3 separate regions of the Homo sapiens genome follow, and regions 1 and 2 are each linked to region 3. A link is an interaction called in ENCODE POLR2A ChIA-PET data of the cell type or tissue named here. Cell type or tissue: HepG2. All regions are shown on one strand.

Region 1 (2,500 bases), 360 kb before region 3:
CCCTCTATATTGCTTGGGGAAATGCCCTCTATATTTTTTTTAGTGATTTGTAGATTCTACTGAAAGAAAAATGAAAACTTGTTCACAGGCAGTGTTGAAAGGATAGCTTTCAACTTTTTAAAGGGTTGAAAATTTAAACTACTCTCCATAGTTTCCGGAAAACATCCTCAAGCCTTTACAATTGAGGGTGAGGGCTGTGGCAGCTTTAAAGTTCAAGAGAAGGAAAATACGTTAATTTTCAAAGTTTTCTCCTATTTCAGATCTTTCTGAGGAAAATAATGTGAGGCCAGGTGTGGTGGCTTATACCTGTAATCCTAATACTTTGGGAGGCCCAGGCAGGAGGACCACTTGAGGCCAGGAGTCCAAGACCAGCCTGGGCAATATAAGGAGACCCTGTCTCTACAAAAAAAAAAACACACACAAAAAATACTGGGAGTGGTAGTGTGTGGCTGGAGTCCTAGCTACATGGGAGGCTGAGGTGGGAGGATCACTTGAGCCTGGGAGTTTGAGGTTGCAGTGAGCTATGATTTTGCCACTGCACTCCAGCCTGGGCAACAGAATGAGACCCTGTCTCAAAAAAAAAAAAAAAAAAAAAAAAAAGAAAAGAAAAGAAAAAAGAAAAATAATGGGAAAGAATCCCTTCACATATCCAGTGGCAGATCTGACCTGCCAGAGCCCTGTTCATCTTGACAATGAGTCAGGTGATCTGGGTTCATGGCCACACTGCATGACGTCTGTTCAGAGCAGCACCCAGGGGTTCTCTTCCTTAGCCAGTAGCTTTCTCAGCTTTCTCATGGACCTAGGAACTCCCCAGTGCCTAGATGCAGTGGAGCACATAGATAGCCTTGTGTTGTCTGGAAATGTCTGTGTTTCTGTGTAGTCTCTGCCAGTCCAATCCCAGGATGGAGGGTGGATGTGGGAACCTCTGTTTTTTAATTAGCCTTTAGGGCATAGTCTGCTCTCCACACACTTGTCAGAACAAAGGGATCTTTTTTCTTCAGGGAATAGCATTAAGAAGCAGGAGGTGGAGTAGTATACTTGTCCTGTTTGAAATGGCTTTTATCTGCTGTTGCATCAGTGATCTTTGACAGCTGATCTGCAGTTCTGGCTTAACCATTTACTAGTTGCATAACCTTGGCAAACTCACATCCCAGCATAATGAATCTAGTTTACTCCTTTATGAACTGGAAGTGTTAATATTTTCCCTGACCTACCTCAGAGGCTTAAAGGGTTGCATGGAGATGAAAACCCATTATAAAAATAAATTATTACTATGAAGGGTTAGAGAAGTTTGTCTTAAGAAGAAGGGTAATTTTAAAAAAGAAGTCTTTGTTGCCCCCTGAGTGAGCACAGTTCTTGGGGTAGAAACGGGATATAGGACAATCTGGCACTGAGTCTGCTGAAGGCTGTCCTGCCACTGCTACATCTTGCCCTTCTCTCCTAACCTCACTGCCCCAGGGGTGGAGACAGTCATGACACTGGGCAGGCCAGCCCTCCTCTGTGCTGCTGGCCACCTATGCGGCACAGTCTTGTCAGAGAGCTGACAATCAGCTCCCTGCTGCTTTCTCATCTTTTAAAGTCCAATTAAACATCTCTGGCCACAGCATGATAATTGTCTGGGCTCCACACAGTGGAACGTGACCTGAGGTGGCATTAGGAGACCAGAAAAGAAAGAAAAGCCCTTTTATCTTGGAAAGATCATGTCCCCAGTTCCTTAAAGTGTAGAATCATTGTTCACATTGAGCAATTGCCCAGCTCAATTCCAAACGTCAAGATATCAAAAGGCATGCAGGAGATTTAACCGTGTCCACATGGACTCATGTGCCCAAGAAGCAATCTGGTGGCTTAAGAATTAGCAATGGCATAAGGTATGTGTGAGAAACAGTGAGTCTGAGTGGAAAGTTCCAGCAGGGAGGGATGCTGGAAGGCTAGGTTAGGGCCAGATTGCAGAGGACCTTGATGCCAGGGGTAAAAAGGTGAACTTTGCTTCAGCAGGATAATCAGGAGTCTTACATGGGATTGTAGGGCCTGGTCTCTGGTGGAAGGCAAGAAGATTCTGCTATGGACAGGGTGTCCTGCCTTGTAGATTGCCCTCTTATAACATCTTGCCATTAAATGTTTCCTGAGGTTTATATCCAGCCCTACTAATCATAGTGCATCAGCACATTGTCTGCTTGATGCAGTGGTGGCTCCCCTTAAACATTTAGGAAGTTGCTACATCTGGAAGGATAAAAAACTCAGAAATATGGCCTGGCACGGTAGCTCATGCCTGTAATCCTAGCACTTTGGGAGGCAGAGGTGGGCAGATTGCCTGAGCTCAGGAGTTCGAGACCAGCCTAGGCAACATGGCGAAACCCCGTCTCTACTAAAAATACAAAAAATTAGCTGGGCATGGTGGTGTGCACCTGTAATCCCAGCTACTCGGGAGGCTGAGGCACGAGAATTGCTTAACTCGGAGGCAGAGGTTGCAGTGAGCTGAATTCATGCCACTGCACTCCAG
Region 2 (2,500 bases), 670 kb before region 3:
GGTATCCTGAAGGCTTAGGAGCAGGACTTCTGCAGGCATCAGACAGACCCTGGTTGAATCCTTGCTCAATATTTACTGGCTGTGCACACTTGAGCCAGGGACTGGACCGTTCCCCACTTGCCTCGTCTGTGAAATGGGCAGATCACGGGGTGTGGTGTCCTGTGAGACATGAACGATGGGAAGGAGCCACTGTGTGGGGTGGGGTGGAGCAGGAAGACGGAACAGCAAGCCCAGAGGCTCCTAAGCGGGAAGGAACTGGCTGCTTCGGGAACTGAAAGGGGTCAGCGTGGCTGGGGCACAGGAATGAGGGAAAGGCAGCGCCTGCCCGAGAGGTCAGGGAGGTAACGGTGATGGGGAGGGGGGTGGCGGGGGGCAGGCTGCATGGAGCAGGCTGAGGGGAGGAGTCTGGGCTTGTCAGAGGGGCAATGGGAGGCACTGGGGGCTTGGGCAGGGGGTGACAAAATCTGTCTGAAAAGCCCCGTCTGGTGGCTGGAACAGGGGGACTGTCGGGCCGGGGTAGAGGATGGAGAGCAGTCAGAAGACAGGTGCAGAGCCTGGGGATGGTGGTGGTGGGAGAAGAGGATTTGAGACTTGAGGACAGGCTGCAGCGGCAGACGGGATGGCCTTATTGTGTGGGGAGCAGGGGGAGCTGTCTGGCCTGAGCCACTGCCTGAGCTCGTGCACTCCTAGTGGATGAGGAGCGCTGGGAGGGGAACGGCGGGGGACTGGTGTGGGCAGGCTTGAGCTCTTCTGGAGTCATTCATGTGGTGAAGCCAGGGAGGCAGGTGGGGCCACAAGCCTGAAGTTCAGGAGGGTCTGGGCCCAAAGTAGAGACGGGAGCCTAAAGCCAGGATTGGGGAGGAGAGGGCTCAACAGGCCTTCTAAGGGGTGGGGGAGCATTTGAGAGGCCCACGAACAGGACTGGGATGGCTGTCCCTCAAAGGTCTCTGCCAAGGCACCCAGGAGGGCAGGCTTGTGGTGGCTGAGCCGCTGTTTTCACAACAGCTCCGGAAGCTTTGGATCATGTCTATGGCCGTGTTGGGTAAACAGGCAGAGCAGAGCAGGCAGTCGCCAAGGCCTGAGGCTAGATCAGATGTCTGCGTGGTGTAGGTTGTGGGCTGGGGTTGTTGGGGTGGGAGGAGGATCCCAGGGTCCTCCAGTGTCAGGGCTGGAGAAAGCTTAGAGGTCTCCATTGTTGAGACAGGGAGGCTGGAGCCCCGGGAGGGGCAGTAGCTGGCCAGCCTCTGCCAGTGGACTCATGCTGCCTGCTTCAGCCCAGTTCTGCCCAGAGCCTCAGGCCAGAACAGGGCACCCTGCGGCTGGGGGGCTTAACAGAGCCTCTTTTCCCACTTTCCAAGGAAGTCTGGAAGACACCAGAGCACTTGGGCCAAGATCGCGGAGCACCCAGGCAGCAGATCTGAGCTAGGCCTGTCTAGGTCCAAGCTCGCCGGTTCCTCTGTCCGCTGCCTGCTGTGGGATGGCGCACCATGCGGGATGGTCCTGCCTCTCTCCCAGCTTTCTCAATATCCCCAAAGTGGGGAAGCATCATGTGGATCCTGCCCAGATCCTGGGGATGACTGGCAAAAGGGTTAGGTGGCCATCTTGCCTTCTCCCAAACACAAAACGATTGTTTCCAATGGTAAACCATCTGGAAAATCGTGGGAACTCTGTGGGAGAAAGAAGGGCTAAGGAGTAGGGCTCTTGTACTGGGGGCTGATGGAGGAGCTGTTCCCATCTCCAAACACATACCCTCACCCCATTGGAGGCCAGATGGGCAGTTCTAGGACTAGAGCTGGAAGTTCTCTCCCCACTTCCCCCTGGGTCTGCCCCATTGGCTTTGTGGCTTTGGTTGAATTGCTCAACCTCTCTTTCGGTTTCTGCACAGTGAGCCTGGAGCTCAAGGAACTTGCTCCTGGGGTGCCCGGCTTGCTGCCCTACCAACATAGGTTCAAGCCCTCCCCTCCCCCTGCGCGCCAGGCCTGTGACTGCCACCTGTGACCTTCAACCTCCACCATAGCCTCAGGGCCCTGCAGGCAGGTGGGCGGGCGGGCGGAGGCCTGCCCAGTGATGTGCCTGACCAGCCCACTCCTTCCCTTACACACTTTAGACTTTGCTCTGGATCAAGAGGGACTTTCTTCGTCTCCCTGGGTGGAAAGGCCCAGCCTAGCCTGACACCAGCTGCCCTTCTGCCCCTCCTCCATTCCCCAGCCATTGTGCCTGGGGGCTGTGGTGGAAAAAGCTGCATTTGGACTTCATGGTGCCAGACTCTAGTCAGGGATGTGGGGTCCTTCCAGGACTGTATGTTTGTTTCTGTGTCTGCCTGGAGCATCTCTGTGCCAGTGTGTACATCACAGCTTGTGGCACTCCACGTGCGTGTGGAGCCTATGTGGTCGGGTGTGGTCTGTGTGGGCCCGGGTATCTGTTGAGATGTGAGAGCCGGTGAGTGCATGTGTGTTTCTGTGTGTGTGTGTGTGTGTGTGTACGTGTGCCCCTGTGTCAT
Region 3 (2,500 bases):
AATCACAAATATAAAGTTATAAAATAAACTCACAGGCTGGGCGCAGTGGCTCACGCCTGTAATCCCAGCACTTTGGGAGGCCAAGGCAGGAGGATTGCTTGAGGCCAGAAGTTCAATATCAGCCTCAGTAACATAGCAAGACCCCATTTCTAAACAATAAAAAAAGAAAGAAAAAATTAGTCAGGCATGGTGGTGTGCACCTGTAGTCCCAGCTACTTCAGAGGGTTGCTTGAGCCCAGTGAGCGGATTGCACCACTGCACTCCAGCCTTGGCAACAGGACAACACTCTGTCTCAAAAAAAAAAAAGAAAAAAGAAAAAAAGAAAAGCGCAAAGCTAAAACCAAACCACATAGTGATTTTATCAAGTTCACAGCTGGCCTGAGTTTCATCCTCCCTCTTCTTACATAGCCTCACTCATCTTGTTTCTTCCTCCATAAAGTGTGGAATGTGATGCTACATCTACGACCCATATATTATTAATAACAAATAAATTCAAGTATCATGGATCAAAAAATATACCACCGATCCTGTTGCATGTGCCCAACATACGGCCCAACGTAGGGTGACAGGGTGATCCTCCCTGCAGCCCTATGAGGCTAACTTCATCACCCCTGTTTACAGATGGAGCTTTGAGAGAACGACAACAGTACCTGTCTCCTCTGCATCCGAGGCTTTCTTTGAGACCCCAGTGTGATAACAACAATGTAAAAATCAATGCAAGTACCCAGGAGACAAGGCACAGGGACCACAGCCATGAACAGAACACATGTATGTGACCTCAAGGGGTTTCTCCTAGGAACCAGGAGGAGTGGGATTAACGCTGAGTTAACACCTAGCCTGAGTCTGCGGGCTTTCCTGGGCCAGCCCCTCCTACTAGAGCAGAGAAAATGTGTTTTGTAGCCCTGCTGGGAACAGTGGGGTGCAAGCCCTCAGTGTGGCTTCAGGGTCTTTCCCTCAAAGCAGGCATTAAAATTGACCCTGCCAAGCTTAACCAGCTGGAGCAGAACATGGGGTTGAGGGAGCACCGAGGCCAGGAGTGCTCCCAACAGTTCCTCTCCCAGCTCCGGCTCACCACCAGGGGCCCTGGGAGACAGCCAGTATGTGCCAGAAACGGCTCACTCTTCACGAGACAATGAATCCACTGTTGACCAGCCAGGGCCTTGATTAATATTTGCAAAAGAACGAACTGGAAAATTCCACCTGTGTGGGTGGAGGCTGGACCCGCAGGACTTGTCAACAACCCTGATGGCCTTGTTCTCCCAGGGATGGATCAGGCAAAGAAGCAAAGGTCGGAATAACAATGACAGAATCTGGGGATTACCGTGACTCTTGGGTCCTAGGGAATTTCCCCCCCCACCTTTTTTTTTTTTTTTTGGTTCTGCCTCTCCTGCCCCTAAATTTACACAGCACTCTTAAATCCTTCAACTTGCTTTCCTATCTGCTGTTTTGCTGTTTCTTCTGCGTTTCCTAACAGCCCTGCTGGGGAGGCAGAACTGATGTCAGCCCCATGTTACAGATGGAGAAACAGGTTCCAAAAGACTAAGAGCCTCACTCAAGGCCAACAGATGGTGAATGAGCCGCAGAACCAGGTGGTCTGGAAGCCAGGCATCTCACCGCGCTGTGGCTGCACAGAGTCTGTGCAGACCCTAGGGTCTGGGTCAGGGCCATAGGTACTTGACCCAGTGATCTTCCAGGCTCTGGCAGAGGCCCTGACCTTTGCTCTGCTTGTGAAGAAAGAGGAGGAAGTTCAAACCAGCTCCCCTGGGTGGGCAGGCTCAGGCACTGGCCTTGGATGAAGGTAGGTGTTAATTTATTCATCCATTCAAGCATTTAATGAGCACCCCCTACAAAGCCCCCCCGGACAGGAAGGCACACTGGCTGGTAGCTCTTTCAGAAACCCAGACCTAGCAGAATTTATGACTGAAGGGAGAAGGTCAGAAAATGTCCAAAGGTCGCTTCTCTCATAGACTCAAATCACTTCATCGCCCCTATCACCACCCCATTTTACAGAAAAGGAAACTGCTCTGAGAAGAGCAGTGACTTGCCAGAGCCTCCAGTTCAAAAAGCCACAAAGTCATCAGGCTTAGGCAGCCAAATAAATTGTGTGCCTTCCGGCAGGCCACCTGGGACCTCTCATGCAGGGCCACTTGAGGCATGGCCTTCTGAGCTAGGGGGGAAAACCCCCGAGGGGACAGGCAGACACACCTGTTTGCCCACCTCAACCTCCAGTTGTGGCTACAGGGCCCTTCACACCCTCTCCTCCACTCCACAGCCCCAACTACGAAACTGAACCAGGTATCACCCCATCCCTAAGCCCCAGGGGGCCAGGGCAGTGTCATTCTGAACCCAGAACAGCAGGAAAGCCACTTGGCCTGGGTCTTGGGTCTCTGCCTGGCAGCCCCTGCCTGAGTACTCCTCCTTCTTACAGCTCAGCCACCTCCAGACCACCCTCACCTGACACTTCTTCCCCTGGGGGGAGAAAGAACCTCAGCCCTTCTCT

Evidence for each region. Peaks named below come from ENCODE experiments on the same cell type or tissue, not always from the same donor. Only the 100,000 strongest peaks of a DNase experiment are listed, where the experiment ranks them.
Region 1: POLR2A ChIA-PET joins it to region 3 with 11 read pairs; 1 of 35 experiments calls an interaction of 5 or more read pairs at or near these places.
Region 2: POLR2A ChIA-PET joins it to region 3 with 6 read pairs; 1 of 35 experiments calls an interaction of 5 or more read pairs at or near these places.

What each region holds. Positions count from the first base shown.
Region 1 is chr3:53,477,516-53,480,015 of GRCh38, forward strand. No RefSeq gene overlaps it. Among named protein-coding and RNA genes, the nearest start is that of CACNA1D, 16 kb to the right of the region's middle. RefSeq lists a silencer at 1,307-1,601. In HepG2, no CTCF peak of the experiment used is centred here; DNase peaks (open chromatin) are centred at 956 and 1,436; H3K4me3 peaks cover 948 bases.
Region 2 is chr3:53,168,480-53,170,979 of GRCh38, forward strand. All of the region lies in intron 2 of PRKCD (protein kinase C delta), which reads left to right. Among named protein-coding and RNA genes, the nearest start is that of PRKCD, 8.5 kb to the left of the region's middle. RefSeq lists an enhancer at 1-596 and a silencer at 1,793-1,842. In HepG2, a CTCF peak has its summit at 686; DNase peaks (open chromatin) are centred at 702, 1,052 and 2,082; H3K4me3 peaks cover 219 bases.
Region 3 is chr3:53,841,831-53,844,330 of GRCh38, forward strand. The region is part of intron 1 of CHDH (choline dehydrogenase); the gene reads right to left. Among named protein-coding and RNA genes, the nearest start is that of CHDH, 3.3 kb to the right of the region's middle. In HepG2, a CTCF peak has its summit at 1,077; a DNase peak (open chromatin) is centred at 1,201; H3K4me3 peaks cover 1,811 bases.